Regions from separate parts of the Homo sapiens genome. Here region 1 is linked to region 2. A link is a contact called in ENCODE Hi-C or POLR2A ChIA-PET data. All regions are on one chromosome and are shown on one strand. The core of a region is the stretch at or near the end of the contact, and the rest is flanking DNA. Distances in the headings are between cores, read along the strand shown. Region 1 overlaps TWIST2 (twist family bHLH transcription factor 2). Region 2 holds the start of LINC01937 (long intergenic non-protein coding RNA 1937).

Region 1 (3,371 bases), core at 709-3,208, 140 kb after region 2:
CCATATGGGCAAAAAATATGAATTCATAAAAGGAGAAATTCAGTTGGTCAATAAACGCGTGAAGTGTTGAACTTCAACAATAATCTAAGGAATTAGAAATAAAACAGAAGGATATTATTTTTTATTAAATTGGAAAAAATACATAATTATAAACCCCAGTATTGAGGAAGGTGGGGGAACCAGGCCATCCTATTTGCCAGAGGGAAGAAAAGCTGCACAAGCTTTCTAAAGGAATTTTGATGGTAGGTAAGAAAAGATCTAGGACTGGAAATACCCTTTGCATGAACAATTCCACTTCTAGGAATTATCTTAAGTGAATAATGGCAGAGCTGCCGAGCAACAAAGAAATTCATATCAGCTTCATTAATATTGGCGACAAAATTAAAATGTCCTGGGAAATAGGTGGGATAAACTCTGCTTGGTCCATATGCTGGAACACTATGCAGTCAGCAAATGTGTGTTGTAAGTGGATGTTTAATAAAGTGACGGCCATGATTGTAGGATGGAGCAGTTCATACGATCTCAGGTTGGAAGATCAAAGTGTGTGTGTGCATGCACGGGTGTGTTTGTCTGGAGAGACAGTGGCAAGAATGAATGTCTCTGGACCAAAAGTTGATGAAAGAGCTTCCTTTCCTTCTTATGTTTTTTTTTTTTTAATTTCTAGATTTTCTACAGATGCCCTGTATTACTTCTGCAATTTGAGAACACAAATCCAGAGGTGCCCAGTGCTTTGTAAAGATAGTGTGGCAGGCACATGCTGACCGACCCTCCCTCCAGAGAAGGGCAACTACTCCCAGTCCCATCATAAGGTGGTGCAGTGAAAATACAGCTGCCATCCACATAGGAATGCCCTCACCGCAACCCCCACTCGGTGTTAGGACTTAGGTACTTGCTGAAGTAATACAAAAGAGTGGCCTTCAGAATATATTTTTGTATCTTCTGCAATCTACATTAAAGATGCCCGTCCATCATTTTCAGAAGAGGCCTTTCGTGTTAGGATAATTCAGAAGGATGCACCCGGAATGTACCAGCGCGGCTCCCTGATGGAGCTGGCGACGTCCTTTGGCAGTGAGGGCTGTGCGGTTTCAGCTCTCCTGGCTGGCCTTTACCCGCTGGGCAGTTCCCAAATGGCGCTTCATGATGGGACTGGCGCTCATCCTCACACTGTTAGTGTTAGCATCCTCATTTCTTCTGCCTTTTTTTCACTCCTCTCTACGTAGTTGGGGATATCTGTTGTTAACCATAAACCACTTCAGCTTTGGGGAAGCAAGTGGGAAAAAACCTCAATGAACCCCTTAGCTGTTCCCCGAACCCAAATTGAGAAGAGGTGCTTTGACCCCGACTCACTCAGTGGAGCTAGAAAAAGCCCTTTCTTAGCTACTAGAGACGTTTTATTCACTTTTTACCAGGATCAAAAATGAAAACCACGTGTCCCCCTGGCCTTGTATGATGAATGACAAATGTGTGGGACTGAGGAGAGGTCGGCCGTAGAGTAGGTCTACCCCCTATCCTGGGGGCATCCCTGTGTGCCAGCTTCTCCAGAACCTACAGGGAGGAAGCACCAGGCGGCACCTCCCCAGAGGCTGGAGACCAACCAGGCACAGAATCTCTCATTTCCTTTCAGATTCTTCGCCATAATCTAATTTTCGTTAAGCCTGTCTTCCTTTACACCCTGGGCTACATTTGACGCATATTTCTGGCAAATTCTGGGACCACCTTTGCCAGATGACCAAATCCTTTTCGGAGAGATGACTGAAATATTTGTAAGTTTCCATCAGCATGGGGGGAAGGGGCTGGAGGTGAGGGGGGACCTCTCGGGCTGTGCCGTGGTATCCTCTCTTCTCCACATTACACCCCAAGCACGCGACTGTGAGCGGCGATCGGGGCCTGATCCTCAGTTCGAAGACACAGATGCTCACTGCTGTAGAGACATAAAGAAACCAAGAGGTTAACTGCCAGGGTTAGTCCCCTCCGCGGGCCTCCTGCATGAATCAGAGCCGACTGGGAGCAGGAGTGACTCAGAGCCGTGGCTTTTTGTCCTCTGGCTGTGCAAATAAACAGAGCAGGAAGGTTTGAATGGGCCAGGCCTGGAGCAGAGTGCAGGGTTGGAGGCGGCTCCCAGTTCCAAGGCGCGCCCCACCCGGCCCCCAGGCCAGGTCAGCCTGGGGAGGGGAGAACTAAGGGCACCAGGCAGCCCACCCGGCCCGGCCAAGACCAGCAGGACAGGGGCCCAGAGGCTGGTACCCTCCGAGGTGCGGGAGAAGAGGAGGTGGGAGGGTGCGGGGCCGTGGCTTGCTCTGTGGGGACACTGCCCTGGGGTCCACCCTGCCGCGGGGTCCACTTGGTATAGGCACCCACCAGGCCTGCACCCTACCCTGGGAAACACCTGTGGGGCTGTCCCCTTCTCTGAGCATCTGTGAGGGGTTTTCCTCTCCTTAGGGACCCCTGGAAGGTCCAGAGTGCAGGGTGTGTGGCCAGGCCAGGCCTGGAGATCCGCCAGGAGCAGAGAGCTCCGGAAGGCCTGCCGGGAGGACCTGGAGGATGCATCTACTGCCAGGCTCGGTGGGCCTGGCCACCCGAGGGGCCTCTTCTCTCCCCCTGCAAACTGACATAAAGGGTTTGAGAAACGATGGCAAAGCCACACGGGGTCACTCCACTCGTTGAAAGTCCACCCAGCAAGCATGCAAGCACTGGGCAAGCAAAATTATTTTCATCCTCAGAATGGTCCAGTGAGCTGGGTGCTTTCACCCCCATTTCACAGCAGGGGAAACTGAGGGACCTACGTAACTCCTCAGCTGAGAGCATAGACAGAGCTGTGGGCAGAGCCAGGAAGCAAACCCAGCCAGTCCAATTATCTAAAAAATGAGATTTTTCCCTCCATGCCAAGTATGGCCCCATCCTACTGAGTCGGGTCATTATGTCAGGGCTCTCTGCTTTAAACGACGGCGCACAGGGACCTCCCCATGCAGCAGGGAGTACCCCGGAGAGTGAGGGGGGCCTGGATCCAGCCGGGCACCTGTTGGCGTTCCTACACCCCTGCAGTCTGCTCTCAGGTGCTCCTGTGTTGGGAGCAAGGCCTGAGGCGCTCGTGTCAGGATTCCCTGCGGGAGATCGGGTAGCTTCAGCCTGGGCACAGAAGCCTCTGGGTCCAGAAGTGAGCAGATCAAACCCCTGCCCTACTCACGTCACCCACCTGGCGTCTCCTGGCTTTGGGTGGCCCAGCCACATGCCTGCAGGTTGAGTCTTTGAATTTGCAGGGCCAGGGCCAGCTGTGCCATCTGGTCTTTTGGAACTTTTTTTTTTTTTTGCTGTGGCATTAGACAGGCATCCCCTAACCCAGAGAACCCTCACTACCACTGCTCAGAGGTCCC
Region 2 (2,952 bases), core at 115-2,614:
CTAGCCATATGTAGAAAGCTGAAACTGGATCCCTTCCTTACACCTTATACAAAAATCAATTCAAGATGGATTAAAGATTTAAACGTTAAACCTAAAACCATAAAAACCCTAGAAGAAAACCTAGGCATTACCATTCAGGACATAGGCGTGGGCAAGGACTTCATGTCCAAAACACCAAAAGCAATGGCAACAAAAGACAAAATTGACAAATGGGATCTAATTAAACTAAAGAGCTTCTGCACAGAACTAATTATTTTTTAAAAATTACTAGATTTCAAGAAAAAATGATTTTTCATGTAAACATATCAGATATGATGATTTTAGAGAAAATTCAGTTAACTTTTAATATTCTTAAACCAGTAAAGGGATTCCAGACCTTGAAATGTTGCATTGCTGCATACGCCAACATCATGTGAAAAATTCATATATCTAAACCCCCAACACAGGCACACAAATACTTTCCCAAGAGCCTCACAGTTTCCAGAAAAGTTGTGAATTCTGAGGCAACATAGTTTTTTTGTTTTTGAGGTAGGGTCTCACTCTGTCACCCAGGCTGGAGTGCAATGACATGGCTCCCTGTAGCCTGGACATCCTAGACTCAAGCGATTCTCCTGCCTCAGCCTCCCAAGTAGCAGGACTACAAGCATGCTCCACCACACCTGGTTAATTTTTACATTTCTTGTAGAGATGGGGTCTCACTACATTACCCAGGCTGATCTCAAACTCCTGGACTCAAGCGATCTTCTTGCCTTGGCCTCCCAAAGTGCTGGGATTACAGGAGTGGGCCATCATGCCTGACCCTAAGGCAATATTCTAATTAACAAATTGGTTTGTACACATTCACACGTTTTGCAGTATGTAGGTTATTGTTTGAAGCTTTGAGAACTCTCCAGTTTCTAGAACTGCTGAAGAATCTAGGCCTCTGCCTCTCTTGCTCAGATTCTAAACAATGGAGATGTGTGGGTTTGGCTCAGCAATGCTAAAACATTTAGTAAAACAGGACAACAGCTAAAAGTATCGAAAGCTTAATGTGCAGGATAGGTTGAATTTGCTAAAGGAGCAGTTTTTGTGGCACTGGAGAAACTGAGCATGTTTTGGTGTCTGCCTGGGCTGCACGTCCTCATCCTGTAGGGTCCCTATGTGTCTGGGTCTCAGCAGAGGCTGAGGCTTTGGCGGACGCCCATCATGGACAGACACATCCACATGGGGGTGGGGCAGCCTGGTCCTCACACATCCCGGCGCCCCGGCCTGTCGCCTGGAGACTGCAATTATGCACAGAAGACGCCAAATTGCTGCGTATTTCCAAACATTTGGAATCCTAATCCCTTCAGGAAAGTTTTTTCTTGGATGCCACACCAAATCTAAATGGCAGAAACAATTCTTGTGATTAGGTGCAGGTTGTATGTAAAGGGAAAGAACCCTGGAAAAGTGACCTGGGTTTTGATGTGGACATTTAAAGGCTTTAGCAAGATGCTTTGGTGATTTGGCCTCGGTCTCCTCAACAGAGAATGAAAGGGATGAACCGAACAAAGCCTTTTAAGCTTGAGAGGGTCTGAGGAGAGAATATGCTCTCTGTAAGTTTCACGCCCCCTGAAACTTACAGGAGACACCTGTGCCACCTAACAAATGTTTCTAGGGAAACAGCAAATGCGAATGCTTCCGAGTAACCAATCGGTGCGCACACTCCCCCGGCCCCACCACAAGAGGGCGGTGTGACTAGCAAATGAAGCGTAGAAGACCCATCAGCAGTGGAGGTTGCTGGGGACAACGGCTGATGAAGCCTTCTCACGGTGCAGGGTAAGCTCGAGCAGCTCAGCTCCAGGTGATGTGTTCTCTTCCTCTGAAGCGGAGCCTCACATTCCAATGGATAGGAGGAGGTTGAGTCATTAATGTAGCCGTGCTGCCCTATCCCAATGATGGGTTACAAGCACAGGGTCACCAAAACGGTAGGTGAATCACCACCCTACTAGTCCATACTTGCTCCCTCTTCCCAGCTCAACACTCAGACGAGGATAACGATTTCTATTGTGCAACCCAGTATTACACAGAAGAGGTGCACTGGGAGGTGGCGGCTCCTCCAACTCAGAAGAGATGGAATCCTCAAAGCATGAGGCAAGGCAGGAGGGGCAGAGGGCCAGGGAGGTGGCATAGCATTGCATGTTCTGCGTCTGTATCGACCAAACACATGAAAAACCTACAGAATGCACTGCATTCCATAGTGCTTTGGAGACCCGTCTCCATTCTCTCCCATCTTGAATCTGCTGGAGCCAGAAGAATGCCTCTCAAGAGCTGAATGGGGCAGGGCTGAGCACTGCAACCTGTGTGCATGAAAACAACTGAAAAGCAGTTCTCAGGAGGGCAAAGGCTCAGACACTGCACGACTATTCCTCGTTCCTGAGTTTCTCCAAACCTGCACTAGACCATCAAGGGGCAAATAAAAATCAACCACCCCCAGATAGCAAGTCCTCGTATAGGACTAGAGGTGGATATTGAAATTAGTAAGCATTAGAGAGGAACCGGAAATACACCAAAGCAAAGCAGAATATAAAATGGAAGGACAAAGATGAAAATAACTTGAAAAGTGTACTTTACATGAGAAAAATACTTAATAAAAGTCTGCGTATTTACTTCTGAGTAAATTATAGAAGATGGAGGAAGAACAGGGATTGTTAAAGAAGAATGAGAAACATGCAAAGCGACTTATTCTATATAGGGGGAATTAAAAGAGGAGTTTATTTTTGGTTCTTAAGTAGATTGACAACAACAATATCATTATAGACCAGTGACTTGTTCCACAGATAATTACTGAGCATCTGATACACATAGCACCGTTCTGGCACAAACAACTTAAAAGACACAGAGTACGGAAAGCTGGAAATTAAAACAAATAAAATGGCTAATTGGTAGTTTGTCAATTAGCCAATTTACCCAAAAGACAAAGGCCTTTTGGCA

Evidence for each region. A loop is a pair of places that touch in the nucleus more often than their neighbours do. ChIA-PET counts read pairs that join two places held with the same protein, here RNA polymerase II (POLR2A). Pooled maps may share reads with other maps.
Region 1: a map of aorta shows a loop between it and region 2 (2.2-fold over the local background). The contact joins the enhancer-like site here to the promoter of LINC01937 in region 2. A Hi-C loop is called at or near these places in 1 of 168 maps with a recorded cell type or tissue (aorta) and 4 of 50 pooled maps. POLR2A ChIA-PET finds 5 or more read pairs at or near these places in 1 of 52 experiments (MCF 10A).

The regions. Positions count from the first base shown.
Region 1 is chr2:238,862,398-238,865,768 of GRCh38, forward strand. The region is part of intron 1 of TWIST2 (twist family bHLH transcription factor 2); the gene reads left to right. Among named protein-coding and RNA genes, the nearest start is that of TWIST2, 16 kb to the left of the region's middle. RefSeq lists enhancers at 1,811-2,105, 2,375-2,992. Within about 2 kb of position 1,959, at least 20 of the 41 ENCODE cell types and tissues checked have a DNase peak (open chromatin) inside an H3K27ac peak, as active enhancers do.
Region 2 is chr2:238,718,625-238,721,576 of GRCh38, forward strand. LINC01937 (long intergenic non-protein coding RNA 1937) reads left to right here and starts at 1,365. Exons shown (of 3, transcript XR_924050.2): 1 at 1,365-1,797.